Linked DNA regions of Homo sapiens: region 1 is linked to region 2. The links are chromatin contacts, found by Hi-C or POLR2A ChIA-PET in ENCODE. All regions are on one chromosome and are shown on one strand. Each heading gives the region's core, a stretch centred on a gene start or an enhancer-like site at or near the end of the contact. The rest is flanking DNA. Distances are from core to core; before and after follow the strand shown.

Region 1 (3,104 bases), core at 155-2,654, 53 kb after region 2:
GCTGCAGAGGAGCACACCCCACCACCCCTCAAAGAGACCAAGGGGTATTATGGGTATGTAAAAAGGCACTTGTGTTGGTGTTTCCTTTTTTTTATGTCTATTTTATTTATTTATTTATTTATTTATTTTTTGAGACAGAGTTTCGCTCTTGTCGCCCAGGCTGGAGTGCAATGGTGTGATCTCAGTTCACTGTAACCTTTGCCTCCCGGGTTCAAGCAATTCTCCTGCTTCAGCCTCCTGAGTACCTGGGACTACAGGCGGGTGCCACCATGCCTGGCTAATTTTTTTTTGTATTTTTGGTGGAGATGGGGTTTCAGCATGTTGGCCAGGCTGGTCTTGAACTTCTGCCCTCAGGTGATCCACCCGTCTCGGCCTCCCAAAGTGCTGGGATTACAGGTATGAGCCACTGCTTCCGGCCTTATTTTTATTTTTTTAAGAGACAGGCTCTTGCTCTATTGCCCAGGCTGGAGTACAGTGGCACAATCATGGCTAGCTGCAGCCTTGAACTCTTGGATTCAAGTGATTCTCCTGCCTTAGCCTTCTGAGTAGCTGGGACCACAGGCACACATCACAACGCCCGGCTAATGTTTTCATTTTTTGTGCAGACAGGGTCTTGCCCAGGCTGGTCTTGAACTCCTGGGCTCAAGCAATCCTCCCACCTCAGCCTCCCAAAGTGTTGGGATTACAGGTGTGAGCCACTGCACCTGGTCTCCTTTTTATTAAACAAATAGATCATTTAGTTGGAATTTATGATGTCAAAAGTGCGAAGGTGGCACCAGAGCCAGACCTGCCATCCTTGGAGAGTGAGCATACCGGTTTGGCACCATCTGCTTGTGGTTTTTGAGTGGTGGTGGTAGTGGTGGTGCGTGTATGTAAACTCGGGTTGCAGAGGAGAGAGGGAAGAGTAAAGGGTGGGGACCAGGTCCAGGAAGAGCAGCAAGGAGAGACTGGCTTCAATTCTGGAGCTGCCTGAAAGAAGGGACCCCAGGCTATGGCTGAGAACGAAATGTGGGCACGTATTTAAAGAAAGGAAATGATTCTCTGCGGTCGGCAGGATCTTTGTCTAGCTAGTGGGGTTCCAGGAAGTGCAAAGGAGAGGGGAAAAGAGGGGCCGTCCGTGCAAGCCTGACTGTGTGTATATGGGGGGGGGGCACACAGAGAGGAAAAGGGAGAGAAAGAAAAGAAATTATTCTAAAGAGGAAGCTGGGGGCGGGGCGAGGGAGGGGTAGAGCCGGGGCACTGGGGGTGGCTGGAAAGGTAGAGAGGCCTCACCTGCGGGCCTGCGAGCGGCTCGGGAGCGGTCAGCCTTGCAGGCTGAAGCGTCTTGCCCCGGAAAAATTCCTGCCCCACTGTCCTTCAGGCTGGATGTCCCGGGGGCCACGGAAGCGAGCGCAGAGCTCCGGGGCTCTCACGAGGGGGAGGGCAGGAAGGGGAGGCGGGGCCTCGCGCGGGGCGGTAGCCGAGCCTGTGGCCCGGGCGGGGCTCCTCTCCGGCGGCGCCGGAGTCTGGGGGCCGCGGCTTCCCCCTCCCGGCCAGCGGCGGCTCCTGGCCCCTCCTCCCCCGGCCGCCCCCATCCCCGCCGCCGCCGCCGCCAAAGCTAAACCCGGCCGTTGCCTGCAGGAGCCGCGGCAGCGGGCGATCGGGCCGTGAGGAGCCTCGGGCGCGGCCTCGCCTCCCGGGCCCGGCGCCTGCCTCAGCACAGCGGACAGCGCCGCGCCCCTTGCCTGGACCCAGCCGCCCGCCCGCCCCCGGCCCACCTGAGCCCGGGCCCGCGGCGCCCGCATCAGCACTGCGGACAGCGCCCCGGGCCCCAGCTCGCCGCCACCGCCGCCGCCCACCTGCTCCCGGGGTCAGCACCGCGGAGACCCCCCTCGCCCGGCCCCGCGACAGCCTCCGAGCGCCCCCGGATCATGGCCACCGAGGTAGGGGCGAGCGCCCCACCCGCAGGCAGTGCCCGATTGCCGCGGGACCAAATGCCCTAGGGGTGGGCTGGGCAGGAGTGGGAGGCGGGAGTTGGGGGTGGGATGGGGTGATTCCCCAGGTCAGGTCTGGAGGGAGGAGGTAGGGGCTTAGTGAGGGCTCATCTCCCCCTTGCGTGTCAATCTTCCCCTCGCCCCACCTGAGCCCCCAAGCTGTCCGCGACACTTGTTGGCATTAGCGCCAGGGTTGCTTCAGGGCCCCAGGCTGGGGTTTCCCCTTCCCTGGACTTCACAAGTCCTGAAACCGCTTTCCTAGAGGGTTGGAGACGCGTGTGTGTGCGTGTGTGAGGGGAGGGAAGGCGGCTGTCCGCTGTTGCTATGCAGTCAGCTTCTGAACCCAAAAGCTTGGCTAAGGGATGACAGACTTACCTCTACATCCGCATTTCCTTTGCGGGAGGGAGGGGACAAAGACATCCTCAGGCTGAGAACCCAAATGGTTGGTCTCCACTTTTGCATATCACCCTTCTTGCTTTTTTACCCCATTCGAGTTTTTTTTTTTTTTTTGTCCCAGGGTGTCCAGATTTCCCCTCCATCTGATGGGAGTTTCTGCCTTCTTCAAGGTGCACTGATAGGTGTGTCACCTTCAAGCACTTGAAGGCTGAACCACGGGGCCTGTTAGCTAAGGGCAGAATCTTGGTATAATGCTTGAGGTCGAGGATTCCCCCCTCTACCCCTAGGGATTGCCCTTTCCCCCCTCATTTCAGGAGGGAGATTGGGCTCTTTATGTTCCCACTTTATACATGATAAAGGTGATGTGTGGAAAACGAAAGGACTAATTTGCTACTCCACACAGCATGTCAGCAGCAGAGCGGAAAGTTTTTGCCTTTGAATTTTTGGAGCGAAACTCAGGACATCAGGGTCTCCCCAGTTCTGATGTTGACTTCCTTTGTGGTGTCTCCCCATTTCCAATCCAGCTGGCATACACTGGGGGAGAGCAGAGGCCTGTGAATGATTCAATGCAGTGCTTCTGGGCATCCTGGTGAGCAGTGTGACATTAATACCAAGTGTGGCTGTTGTTATTCCACTCAAGTTTCCACCACAGAACAAGGTGCTGTTGCTTGGCATTGCTTGGCATTCTGACAAGGCACAAGGTTAGCTAGGCGGAGAGTTGCCCCTCAGGACTTG
Region 2 (3,082 bases), core at 8-2,507:
TAACAACAGTGTATCAGTATTGGTTCACCAATTGTAACAAATGTACCACTGTAGTGTAAGATGTTAATATTAAGGGAAACTACCCGCACTCAATTTTTCTATAAATCTAAAACTGCTCTAAAAATGAAGTTTACTAATTAAAAATATATCACAAGCATAGCTAAGTCAGCGTGTGTCTAAGGCTGCCCGAATAACCGAGAGCTTTCTAAATTAACTGTCATGTAGAATATGATGCTTATGAAAGAATAAATCACGAAAGTGTGCTAATTGGAAGTTAACTTGTATGAAAGCCCAGCAGTATAACCACGTCACTTGTTTAGAACTTAGACCAATGAAGGATTTTTTAGGGAAGGGTATTTTATCACTGATATACCTTAAAGGAATTGCTTGGTGAGAATAGCATGTAGATGGCCCCTTGGTTTGTTTTACTGATGTTTCCAATTGTCTACCAGCACACTCCCATATTGCCTGCACCTGGGAGGGCCCACTCCCAGCGCCCTGCTCTCAGCGCCCCCTGCCAGCAATCCAGGTGTTCTTTCCATACTCAGTGCGTCCCTGGATGCTGCATCCCATCTCACAGGACCTTGTTAATGGGCAGAAGAGAACTGTTTCTTTTCTCATGTCCCTTTTTAACTTTTTATTTTTAATAGGCTTAATTTTTTTAGAGCAGTTTTCGGTTCACAGCAACATTGAGAGGAAGGTAGAGAGATTCCCCATATACCCGCTGCCCTCCCAACATGCACAGCCTCCCCCATTATCCATACCGCTCACCAGAGTGGTACGTGTGTTACAACTGATGAGCTTACATGGGCACACCATCATCTCCCAAAGTCCATGGTTTTCATTACGGTTTGCTCTTGGTGTTGTACATTCTATGGGTTTGGATAAATGTCTAATGACACGCATCCACCATTATAGTATCATACAGAATAGTTTCATTGTCTTAAAAATCCTCTGTGCTCCACCTATTCACCCCTCTCTCTCCACTAACCCCTGACAACACTGATCTTTTTACTGTCTTCACCATTTTTCCTTTTCCAGAATGTCATATAGTACATAGCCTTTTCAGACTGGCTTATTTTACTTAGTAATACACATTTAAGCTTCCTCTATGTCTTTTCATGACTTGGTAGCTCGTTTTTTTTTTCTTGTTGAATAACAAGATTGCATTGATTGGCCACAGTTTACCTATCCTCTGTGTCTTTTTTTAAGAGCAAGAAAGCATTTCCTAGAAGTCTCCCCAGCTGACTTCCTGTCATGTCTCATCGGACAGAATCAAGTCACATGCTCCTTCCTAAGCCAGTTGCTGGCAAGGGGAAAGACGTTACCATGAGTGACCAAGTATCAGTCCTGGGACAAGGAGAGTCCAGCCTTCTCTGAAGTTCTGACAACCTAATACATGAAAAAAATTCTTGCAAGGGCTATTTAGTGAGGATGGAGTCAGGAAATGGCTGTTGGGTGGGTAACCAATAATGTTTGCTTCGGCAACCACATTTTTTTTTTTTTTGAGACAGGATCTTATTCTGTTGCCCAGGCTGGAGTGCAGTGGTGTGATGTAGCTCACTGCAACCTTGAACTCCTGGGCTCAAGTGATCCCCCTACCTCAGCCTCCCAAATAGCTGGGACTACAGGCACACACCATCATGCCCAGATAATTTATTTATTTACTTTTGTGGAGACGGGGGTCTCATTGTGTTGTCCAGGCTGGTCTTAAACTCCTGGCCTCAAGCGATCCTCCTGCCTTGGCATCCCAAAGTGCTATGCTCAGCCTACATCTTTTTTAAAGATAAAATTTAATTTTTCTGCTTATAAAATGCATTTTAGAAAATCTGAAAACTACATAAAGTAAAATAAAACTCACCAATAATCTCAACTTCTGGTGATTATTATTGTTAGCACTGTGCAGTATCCATCTCTTTCTTGATTTTTTTCTCTATTTACTTGCAGTGACACATAGAATGAGATATTAAGTCAGGACTCTTTCTCTTCCAGTATTGACTGAGGCACGAAGACAAAGGTGCCACATGCAGAAGGAGCTGTGGGCAGCACACTGTGGTTGAGAACTGGGGAGATGGCAAAACGGGGTCAGGATCTGGAGATTTGGGAGAAATTTGAGAGAATTTCTTTGTAGAAGGCTATGCTGTGAGTCCCAACCCCTTAGTGCCAACCTGTGAGGGAGGGAGGTTACCCCTCCCCTCAAGCCTGATAAGATGGGCTACAAGGAAACCCCTTGGAGGAGCCTAGGGTGTGTCTCTTGGAGTTTGGGAGGCTCAAGGATCATGACATGAACCCAAGGAGTCTAATGGGAAGGGCTTTGGCTTTCAGCCTGAAAAGGTGTAGCAAAGACAGCAAGTGAAAAAAAACCTGTGTTGGGAGCCAGCTCCTCTTCTATGGATGGTGAAGCAAAGGAGGTGTGCATGTTCTCTGTGGACCAGATGAGGCCATGAGTGAGGGAGATGCAGTCTAGAGCTGCTTTAGTTTCATTCCACTGGAACCACCTGGAAGGGTGGTGGGATTCCAACTGAGGGTCAGGGTGACTGGGCCACAGGAAATCAGACACTCTGGGGAGAAACAGTTAAGTGCACTTGAAACCTTCAGAGGCTCTTAGGATCTCTCTTAGATCTGAATTCTGTTCTCCCAGGCTTCCTCAGACCCCTCCCATAGGTACCTCTTTGCACCTTTCCCATCTGGTTTCCTATCCCGGTCCTTGCATATACTCCTCTCTACTGCCCAAGGTAACAGAGTACCAACCCCCATGCCCCTTCCTGTGTCTTACAAAACTCTGCCATCTCAGGCTTCAGCCAGAGGCTAATGAGGTCTTCCTCTGCCCAGACTTTTGCAGGTTGAAAATTAGGAGAGGGATTTGACAAAGAAGGAAAAGTTTAGGCTTTCTCTACCAGGGCTGTGACCAGTGTTCTACTTACTTAAGGAAAAAAACACCTCACTATCATCAAGGAACCCATAGGATAGAGTAAGGAATGCTCTGCTGCATGTTTTTTCTTCTCTCCTGAGACTTCTCTTAAAAGTGTGCTAAGTCTTCTAACTCTGTCTTCTAGGTCTCTTATAATTGCATCTATATTTT

Evidence for each region. Hi-C counts contacts between places; a loop is a spot of excess contacts on that map. ChIA-PET counts read pairs that join two places held with the same protein, here RNA polymerase II (POLR2A). Pooled maps may share reads with other maps.
Region 1: a map of CD8-positive, alpha-beta T cell shows a loop between it and region 2 (2.7-fold over the local background). The contact joins the promoter of GOLGA7B-DT here to the enhancer-like site in region 2. A Hi-C loop is called at or near these places in 9 of 168 maps with a recorded cell type or tissue (CD4-positive, alpha-beta memory T cell, CD8-positive, alpha-beta T cell, GM11168 and 5 more) and 13 of 50 pooled maps. POLR2A ChIA-PET finds 5 or more read pairs at or near these places in 14 of 52 experiments (CD4-positive, alpha-beta T cell, CD4-positive, alpha-beta memory T cell, CD8-positive, alpha-beta T cell and 11 more).

The regions. Positions count from the first base shown.
Region 1 is chr10:97,848,394-97,851,497 of GRCh38, forward strand. GOLGA7B-DT (GOLGA7B divergent transcript) reads right to left here and starts at 1,405. Exons shown (of 3, transcript NR_108035.1): 1 at 1,273-1,405. GOLGA7B (golgin A7 family member B) reads left to right here and starts at 1,450. Exons shown (of 5, transcript NM_001010917.3): 1 at 1,450-1,922. The coding sequence starts at 1,911.
Region 2 is chr10:97,795,579-97,798,660 of GRCh38, forward strand. No RefSeq gene overlaps it. Among named protein-coding and RNA genes, the nearest start is that of SFRP5, 25 kb to the left of the region's middle. Within about 2 kb of position 1,258, at least 2 of the 41 ENCODE cell types and tissues checked have a DNase peak (open chromatin) inside an H3K27ac peak, as active enhancers do; they include CD8-positive, alpha-beta T cell, where a contact is called at or near this core.